Linked DNA regions of Mus musculus: region 1 is linked to region 2. A link is a contact called in ENCODE Hi-C or POLR2A ChIA-PET data. All regions are on one chromosome and are shown on one strand. Each heading gives the region's core, a stretch centred on a gene start or an enhancer-like site at or near the end of the contact. The rest is flanking DNA. Distances are from core to core; before and after follow the strand shown.

What was found. A loop is a pair of places that touch in the nucleus more often than their neighbours do. ChIA-PET counts read pairs that join two places held with the same protein, here RNA polymerase II (POLR2A).
Region 1: a map of heart shows a loop between it and region 2 (3-fold over the local background). The contact joins the promoter of Prox1 here to the enhancer-like site in region 2. A Hi-C loop is called at or near these places in 6 of 37 maps with a recorded cell type or tissue (adrenal gland and heart). POLR2A ChIA-PET finds 5 or more read pairs at or near these places in 2 of 5 experiments (Patski and embryonic stem cell).

What each region holds. Positions count from the first base shown.
Region 1 is chr1:190,169,273-190,173,488 of GRCm38, forward strand. Prox1 (prospero homeobox 1) reads right to left here and starts at 1,555. Exons shown (of 5, transcript NM_008937.3): 1 at 996-1,555. Prox1os (prospero homeobox 1, opposite strand) reads left to right here and starts at 1,024. Exons shown (of 2, transcript NR_151620.1): 1 at 1,024-1,156.
Region 2 is chr1:190,127,062-190,131,214 of GRCm38, forward strand. The region is part of intron 4 of Prox1 (prospero homeobox 1); the gene reads right to left. Among named protein-coding and RNA genes, the nearest start is that of Prox1os, 41 kb to the right of the region's middle. Within about 2 kb of position 1,835, at least 1 of the 3 ENCODE cell types and tissues checked has a DNase peak (open chromatin) inside an H3K27ac peak, as active enhancers do; it is heart, where a contact is called at or near this core.

The DNA.
Region 1 (4,216 bases), core at 305-2,804, 42 kb after region 2:
CAGTAATGGCTGGGAGCTTCTTCTCGTCTATGGGCGGCCCAAGCACAACCCGACCCCGGGCCGGCCCTCTTCGGTGCGGCGTCCAGGTCGCCCCACTAGCGACCCCTGAGGCTCTCGGGCAAACTCCCCCTACTCAGTGCTTCCCAGCGCGGCGCAAGCAGACTGGGTGGACTGGCACCGCGCTCGCTCCTCCGTACCGGACCGTCCCCCAACTCGTCTCTCCTCTGTTGCAGAGCTGGGTGCAAGCTCCCGGCGCTGAGCACACAGAGGAAAGTCACCGGGCGCCCCCTCCTCCCCGCCCTCTTCCCCACGGCCGGCCCTCTGCCCCGGGTTAAAAAAGGAGAAGTGAAAGGTATGCAAACAGCAAGCAAATAGGGAAAGCCGGGAAGAAAGGCAGCTAGAATAAACAAGACAAAGGGAGAAGGACTCGGGGACAGGCCCTGGAGTTTCAACTCCCGGAGAAGAAAAAGAAGAAGCTGGGAAGATTGCAAGAAAAAAAAAATCTAGAAGAACAACAACCAAAAGGGACTCATCCCCCTCGCGGCCCCCTCCCCTGAAAAGAGTGCAAGAAAAATAAAGAAATAAAAATAATACAAAATAAAAGAAAGCCAGAGCCTCAGCGCATCCCAGACACAGTACACAAAAGGTGACAAGATCAGCGACAAGTCCAGCAACACCAGCCTCCCCCCATCGCCACCATCATCCCAGTCACCGGCAGGCGCGAGAAAGAAATAAAAGCCAAGCAGGTCACTTACTCTTCGTTTACTGGGAGGAGCGGAGCTCGGAGTTCCACTGAGCCTCCTGCTTAGAAAACTGTTTTTAGAGGCTATTTGATCACGATTCATGTAAATAACACCATTTTCCCCCTTGGAAAAAGAATGTTTACACGGGTGTGAGTAACGGGAGGCTCTTCTCTCTCTTTCCCATTCAAGAACGAGCCAGTGCGAGCGATTCTGGAAAAGGGGAGGGGACAGCAACCGGGTGAAGATACTTACGCGGTGCGGGCAGCAGCGGGGCGCAGCCACTCTCTCTCTTTCTCTCTCTCTTTCTTTTCACTCTCTCTCTCTCTCCCCCTCTCTTCTTCTCTTGCGGGCAGAGAAGAAACCCACGCGCGCACGCGGTGATGTCTTACTGGTGATAATTGGCCCAGGGGTCGGTGAGTCTGTGCGGGAGCGAGTGATCTGGGCGAGTGCTGAGAGGCGAGGGGAGAAAGGAGGGAGGGGAGGGGAGAGGCGCGCAGGGCAGAGCCGGGAGCCCGGGGAAAGAAGGGGAGAGAGAGCGGAGAAGGCGGCGAGGGCTGGAGCGCGGAGCGGTGGCCCGAGGAGCAGCGGGCACGGCGGAGAGGCTTGTGTGCGCCGCGCGGCTTCCCCGGCTGCAGTGGCCGTCGCTTTCCCAGCGCTCTCTCAGCTGAGGGCTCCGCTCCACAACAAGATTTACTTTAAGACACAGCTGAAGGAAACAGGAAGACTGCACGTCACAGTCCCACTGACGTACCCGGTCCCAGCACCCAATCGCGAGGCGCCTTCGGATTCAAGGGGGGATAGCGAGGCAAGAGAACTTGTGAGGAAAAAAATATACATATATATAAAAGGGGTGGGGGTGAGGGGCTGGGGAGAGAGGAGGAGAGGGGGGCCCAGCGCTCCCCCGCCCGGGCCACCAGCCCCGGCCCCCACCCCGCCCTGCCACTGCTTGGGGCGCCTGGATCGCCGCGCCCCGGCCGCCGCGAGCCATCTGCGGGCGTTGTGCACCGCGGCGCCCGGCTCACACTTGCTCTTCCAGGACGCAGGTCTTTTTTTTTTTTTTTTTTTTTTTTCCATTTCACTGACACAGATGATGGAGTTCTCCCAGCGGCCGGGAGCACTCCCCAGACTGGGATGGAGGAAGGCTCGGAAAAGTATACAGGATAAAAAAAAGTGGATATTTTAAGGGTCGGGGTGGCATAAAGGGCGGAATGTTGTGGGGGGGGGGCACAACTCGTTCTGCTTTGGAAATGATCATAGATAGTATCAATAGGACCAGTCACCCTAGTTTCCTTTTAAAGAGGATGAGCAAACACAGGTAGGCTTAGGTTTTAAAAAATAAATAAGTGCCAGAGATTTCACACTGGGGCCGCTAAGTCTGATATTAAAAACCTCTACCCGCACTGGCTGAGTCCCAGTCAATCAGACCTCAGAATTTATAGGAATTCGCCCCCGATTACCTTTAAAAGTATTATTTCAATTGTAGGCATAGTGACCACATATGCTATAAACATCGTTTCTGGCCACCCTTCTCCAGTTCGCACATCCCTACATGGCCAAAGAAACTAGTTCGATATAGGATTCACATGATTTCGAAGTCTGAATGACAAACTTAAAAGTTTATTGGGCAAGACATCTCAGACTCTAATACTTAAAGCCACATAAAACACACGTTGGTTTGACATCTTGGGTGAAAATTAGCAGCAAGGTTTCTTCAGATAACGTGGCTCTTAAAGAGGGCCTTGGCTTTCCTTGACAAATGCTGAAGAGCCTCCAGCCTCAGCTTGAATGGTCCTCTCCCTGGGCACAGTTAACAGCAGCGCTTACTAAAGAGGCAGTGTGGACATAAACACTCCATAAACCCCGAGCCTCAAGAGCTGAGAAGCACTTTAAATGTTCATACCTAGGAGATTAGAGACTTTTACAAAAGGTGCTGTGGGGACAAGAATTTTTTCTGAGTCCCTCCAATTCAATCAGATCAAAGGTTGAAACGTGTTGTGACAGGGTATTTATAAGATGCGAGTACACCAGCAGACCCGCCGCCATCGTCTGCCGCGCACACTCTAGGACCTTCTCCGATTTATCAGAATGGGAGAGGATATTAATCCCCTGTGAGTCGAACAACGGTGTCAGTGTGTATGTCTGAAGTGTGTGCCCTGTGGGAAACTTTTGGCAGGCACGGAATTCAAATATTGAAAAGGACAGGGGGGGGGAGGGAGAGAGAGAGAGAGAGAGAGAGAGAGAGAGAGAGAGAGAGAGAGAGAGAGAGAGGTAGGTGGGTGTGCAGGAAAAAAAGCTCACCTAAGCACACCTATCCGTCTTCCCACCTCCTTGACTGCCTGAAGACTTTCCCGAGCTCAAGTCGGGAAACAGCATTGCCCAGCGCTTGCTCAGTACACTACCCGCACCTCCAATGATGGACTCCTGTCGTAAATCGGGGCCAGGGAGTGAAATTACCCACTCACGTGCCCGTTAGATGGGGGTGAAATATGGGTTGGACACCTTTGAGGTAAACGGATGTACTGAAAAGGGTGGAATTTGGGATTCGAGAATTTTTTCGACCCTTTATTTTTTCTCTTGAAGAATCTGTTTGCGCTTGTAAGTTAGCGTCAGTTCGACGGCTAAAAGGGAGGATACAGAGGAAGGAAGAAAGGAGGTTGGAGGGGGAGAAAAGAGGCAAGGGTGGACGGAGAGATTCCACTCTGTTGTAGTTTGTTGTAGTTGCACTTAGCGTTCGGACGCACGCTTTGCACATGACACGATTGGGATCTGGCGGCGGGAAAAGTTTCCTGCGTGCCCTCAAATAAGTCATTTATCAATCTCGCAGAGGGACAAAATAGGCCTGACATAAAGCTGGGGTAACCACCAGACAGACAAGCAAACTCCCCACCGACAGCCTGCGCCTCTGAGGCTCAGCTGCAGCAGTTCGCAGCCCGCAGTAGGGCACAGGAGCTGCGCGTGGAAAGCCGAGCGCTGGCCATGCTGGGCGTGTGAGCTGGGGTGGCGACCTGGGGTTCTGAAAGGTTTAGCCGAGCCCTGTCTTGCCCCCTAACTGTCCAGGCCACGCGTGAGCCAAGCTCCCGGCGTGCTGTCTGGCCAGGGCTTAAGCGGAGCTCCCCTGGGTTCCAAGCCGCACTAGAGCAGTCGCGGTCGTGAGGCCCAGGGCCCCTATCTCTGCCGACTCGCGGTTTGTTTTCTGATAGAGAAAAAGCTATCAGTCAGCCTGGAGACCAGAGGTGTCCTAAATACCGGCTACATCTGCGAAGTCAGGGGCCAAGCTCCTTGCAAACCATTCTTTTGCCCATCCTGGCCAGCACCATCCTAGACACTTAAAGTGAGCACAAGTTCTGATTCGTCTTGGGATGAGCCGCGCTCTTGCAGGTTGTACTAGTGGCTTATCTGAAGAGTGATTAAAGTGTTGTTAGCGAAAAGCAGTTGTGCATCCGGGCTGAACACACTTTGCCTTGACTTTTTCC
Region 2 (4,153 bases), core at 585-3,084:
GAGCCTCAGCTCTCTCTTCAGAACCCCTCTCCACCTTCATTTACCTGAGGAAGGCAGCATCTTCCTGATGTTTGGGGGGGCGCATCGGGGTTCAGGATTAGGATCATGACATTGCCCATATTTTAGGCACCTCCTCACACCTAATGGCTTTCCAATCACTAATAAACATCTGCAGAGAAGCCCTTAGTGACAAGTAATCCCTTATCTGGGTTTCTTTTAATAGAACCCAACAATCTCTACAGTGAACCCTTGAGTCTCCTCAGCATCAGGTGCAACAGTCAATCAAGTCACTGGAATGCAAGACAATGCAGGCGGCCGGGGGCGGGGGAGGGGGGAGGCCAGGCCTTTGGACATGCCACAGGGGAAAAACAAAAGGCTTCCAAAGTCTTTGGCAGACCTAGGAGGCTATTGTGGGAGCTGGCTGGCCAGAGTTCTTCAGGAGGGGACAGTGGAAACTTTGCTCTGATAAAAAGGCATCCCAGCCTAGGAGCCTCACCCCAAATAGTCTTGCCTTGACATTTAGAAGACAGACTCATGATGAGGTACTTGAATACACTGGCTACTCTGAGGGGAGATGACCAACAAGCATCTACCAACTCCATCCTGATTGTCTGCTCTCGTTTACTGATTGATCAGAGTGAGCGGGGGCTTGTGGGTTCCTGAAGGATGGAAGAAAAGAGTTTACATCTGCGCAGTACACAGCTGGGCAGCACACACATGCAGTGGACTGGCTGGCTGGGGGGGGGTGTTTTGTGCTCTCTCTCTCTCTCTCTCTCTCTCTCTCTCTCTCTCTCTCTCTCTCATAGGATTGAGTGGCAAAGACATCCCCCTCCTGTCTTCCTCCTCCTCTTCCCAGTTGCTTTACCTTCAAGGGTGATTTGTTTTATTAAACTGGCCGTCCCCAGTCTCTGCAGTCCATAATGAAAGCCTGACATAGCAGGCTGCCTGCCTTCTGTGTCCTGCAGACACTCATCATAAGTGTCAGGACATACCAAGGTTAGCGGTCACTGGAAGTGTGCTCGCTGGCCCAAACCTTGCCAAACGCTCTTGGCAGCTGAATGAATGTCACAGAGAATAGAGGGGGGAATTACAAAGGTTAAAAAGAAGACAGTCTCTCCTATTTTCTGGAGACAGGGAAGCTGATTTTTCACACCTCTGAAGCATCGGTCAGCTCACTCACTAGCCTCTTGTAGGGGAGGAGGGGGGACCATAACCCTGCCCTTTGCTCAGGTCCCAGTGGACAGTCCTCCATTCTTGATCCCCTTCAAAAACTGGCCCACTGGCCTCAGCTCACCAATGGAATCATCTTTACTGAAATGGATAGAAAACAAGCCAAGCATTGCCCCCTCCCGCCCCTGCAGCCCCAAGAACCCCAAGAACCACCGCCCAATGGCCGCTTCAGCCTATCACCAGGTCCCAGTCTTTGTAAGGAAGATGTTTTGGACACGTTGTCTTGTAAGCTAATCCCCAGCCCCCACCCCAAACTTCAACATGTAAACGGAAGACGCGTATAAGGTTGACAGGAGTGGCTGAGAGGGGAGAAAGGAGAGCCCCTGCTTGCGTTCTGGTGAATCCGTTCGTGTGTGGGTTTTCTTTCTTTCTCCTTCCCCACTTTTTTTTTTTTAATACTATAAAAGGGCAATAAAATGCTGACTTCGAGAAGACAATGTCAAGGAGAAAAGGGTGCTGGTATTTTGGATACTCTTCACTGCTCGCCTTGGAGAGAGTTATTCCTGTCACAGGCCTTTTGTCTGCATCTGCTGACTGGCTTGCCCATAGCCAGCAGCATACTTTAACTGTTTTGTCACCTCCTAACATCACATGCATCAGCTGTTGGGCTTTTGTTACGGGTATTGTAGAACTAATCCGCTGTGGTTGTTCTACTGTGCAGTAAATAAAACAGAAACCCGGCTTCTCAGACCGCTCTGCATGAATATTTCAGACAGCTTTTTACAACTCCGGGACTCACCAAATCAAATAAATAAATAACTCCCCCACCCCCAGCATCCCCAGACCCTCCCCATTGACTGAAACAAAACCCCTCGAACTAGCCGCAGATGCCTCTGAGTCACAGGGACTGGAGCTGGCAAACAATTGCAAGTTGAAAGAAAAGTGGTCTCAACTTCGGGGGCACCGCTGAATTCATATTTAAGAGGAGAGTTAAATACATCTGAGGCACAGGGCTGGCTAGGCATCTCGGAAAATCTGCAAAGCCTTTTGGGGGGGGCTTATATAATTATATATTTTTATATATTTTACACACACATGTAAGTATGTTTCCATATATATATATCCATATATAAAATGTTACAGTTACTCTTAATTAATCTTTGGGCCCTTTCCATAATGTGTAACCTGCACAGAGATGTGCTGAGAAAAATCAGACTCTAAAATGTTCTTCAAAACTAAACACACAGCGTGAACCCTCCATATGTATGAACACGACAGTTCACCAAGCAGAGACACCAAAGCATTTCCCAGACGACTTCTGAACGTCTTTGGAAGAGTTCAGAGGAAGAAGGGCATCTATCTCCCCAACACGGGCATGCCTGGGACACAAAGGTCCCATGAAAGAGACCAACGCTGAAGTTCTTTCCGAGCCTTTCACCCTGGTGGGCACATGACTCCTCTAAACAAACTCGCCCATCCCTGCTGTTTGTTAAGTAAATATTGATCAAGGAGAGGCCTGTCTCCTGACTGCAGTGGCGTAAGCTGGGGACCTGTACTGCTCAAGAGTGGGCTTAGATGGATGAGCTCAGATGGGGCTGTACTCTTCACAGAGACTATCAGCCATAACAGATACAGAGACCGTATGGTTGCTCCTTGCCTCTTTCTTGGTCACCCTAACTCCAGCCAGGAGCAGAATCAAGAAATCATGGACCTATGAAATATGGCCACACGATGCCACCCATGCATGCGGTTGTGCTGTGTGGACAGCCCAGACTCCCCTGCCTTTCAGAAGACTGGGAGGTTTGGATGCTATTGGTGAATTGTGGGATTCTCTCACCCTTCTCAGAGTGGACAGAAACTTCAGAGCACAGTTCTGCCTCCTGGGAAGCGTCTTCCCATGGTTAATGAGCATGCGCAGAGCCTGGTTTTGAGTCTGCTTGGGTGACATTATTGGCTGGGTCCACACATGGGAGAAAGATGCTTTGTATTTTATTTTGCTTATTTCATAACTGGGACTCAAAGTCTCACCTTCTGTAATGTCAGGGGCTGAATGGAAGTGTGTTCTTTCTTGGGAAGAGACAGTTTTGAGTCATCTTTACAGTCTGAGTATGTATTAGCCCTGAGCACCGTGATCTAAGAGTAAGGCGTCCTGTTTTGTGTGTGTGCGTGCATGTGTGTGTGAGTTTGTGTGTGTGTGTATGTGTGAGACAGAGGGAGGGTTGTGTGCATGTGTGTGTGTGTGTGTGTGTTTGTGTGTTTGTGTTTGGGGTGTGATAGAGAGAGAAAGGGCCAACTGGCATGTAAATGTGATTAGGATGTCCTGGATGCTCTCTCTACCTGTGTGCAGGCGGGGGCAGCCTCCAGAATCACACTAAAGGGAGGTTTTCACAACAACTAAAATTAGGCCTAAATCCCCCTTCCCTCCCTCTGATGCTGCAGGGGGCATTCAACTTTCAGGCCCCTTGGAGGATTCAATTACTTTAATACTTGAGTAATGCGGGGTCCCAAGAGTGAACCTATCTCCTAGCTACACATTTAGCTACTTAAACATCTGAAGAATAAATACTCTTAGGAATTTTTTTTTAAAGCAAAAATACACATGCACACATGGAGTGGGAGGGGGCTGTGTTTCCTTGGTTTAAGCAAAAGAACATATGGCATAATAGTCTCGTCTTCCCCCCACCCCCCTTTTATTTTAAAACAAAGCTACAAAAGAACAATGTTCTGTTGAGCAAAATTCAGTAGCATTCTGTAAACATTAATTTAAGAAAATCAATAGACTCAGTGAGCTAAAGCCATATTACAAGATAAACTGGCCAGAGTGCCACTTTGTCAAATAGATTTTCCTTTTCCTAGGCTGGAGAAAGACAGTTTCAAAATGGGGCAAACGTGTTGCAACCAAGGTTTGAAAAGTATGTGGCCTTCAAACCGTCTGTCTGCTCCTACAAAGCTGGACAAACAGACTTTCAAAATGATAAGACGG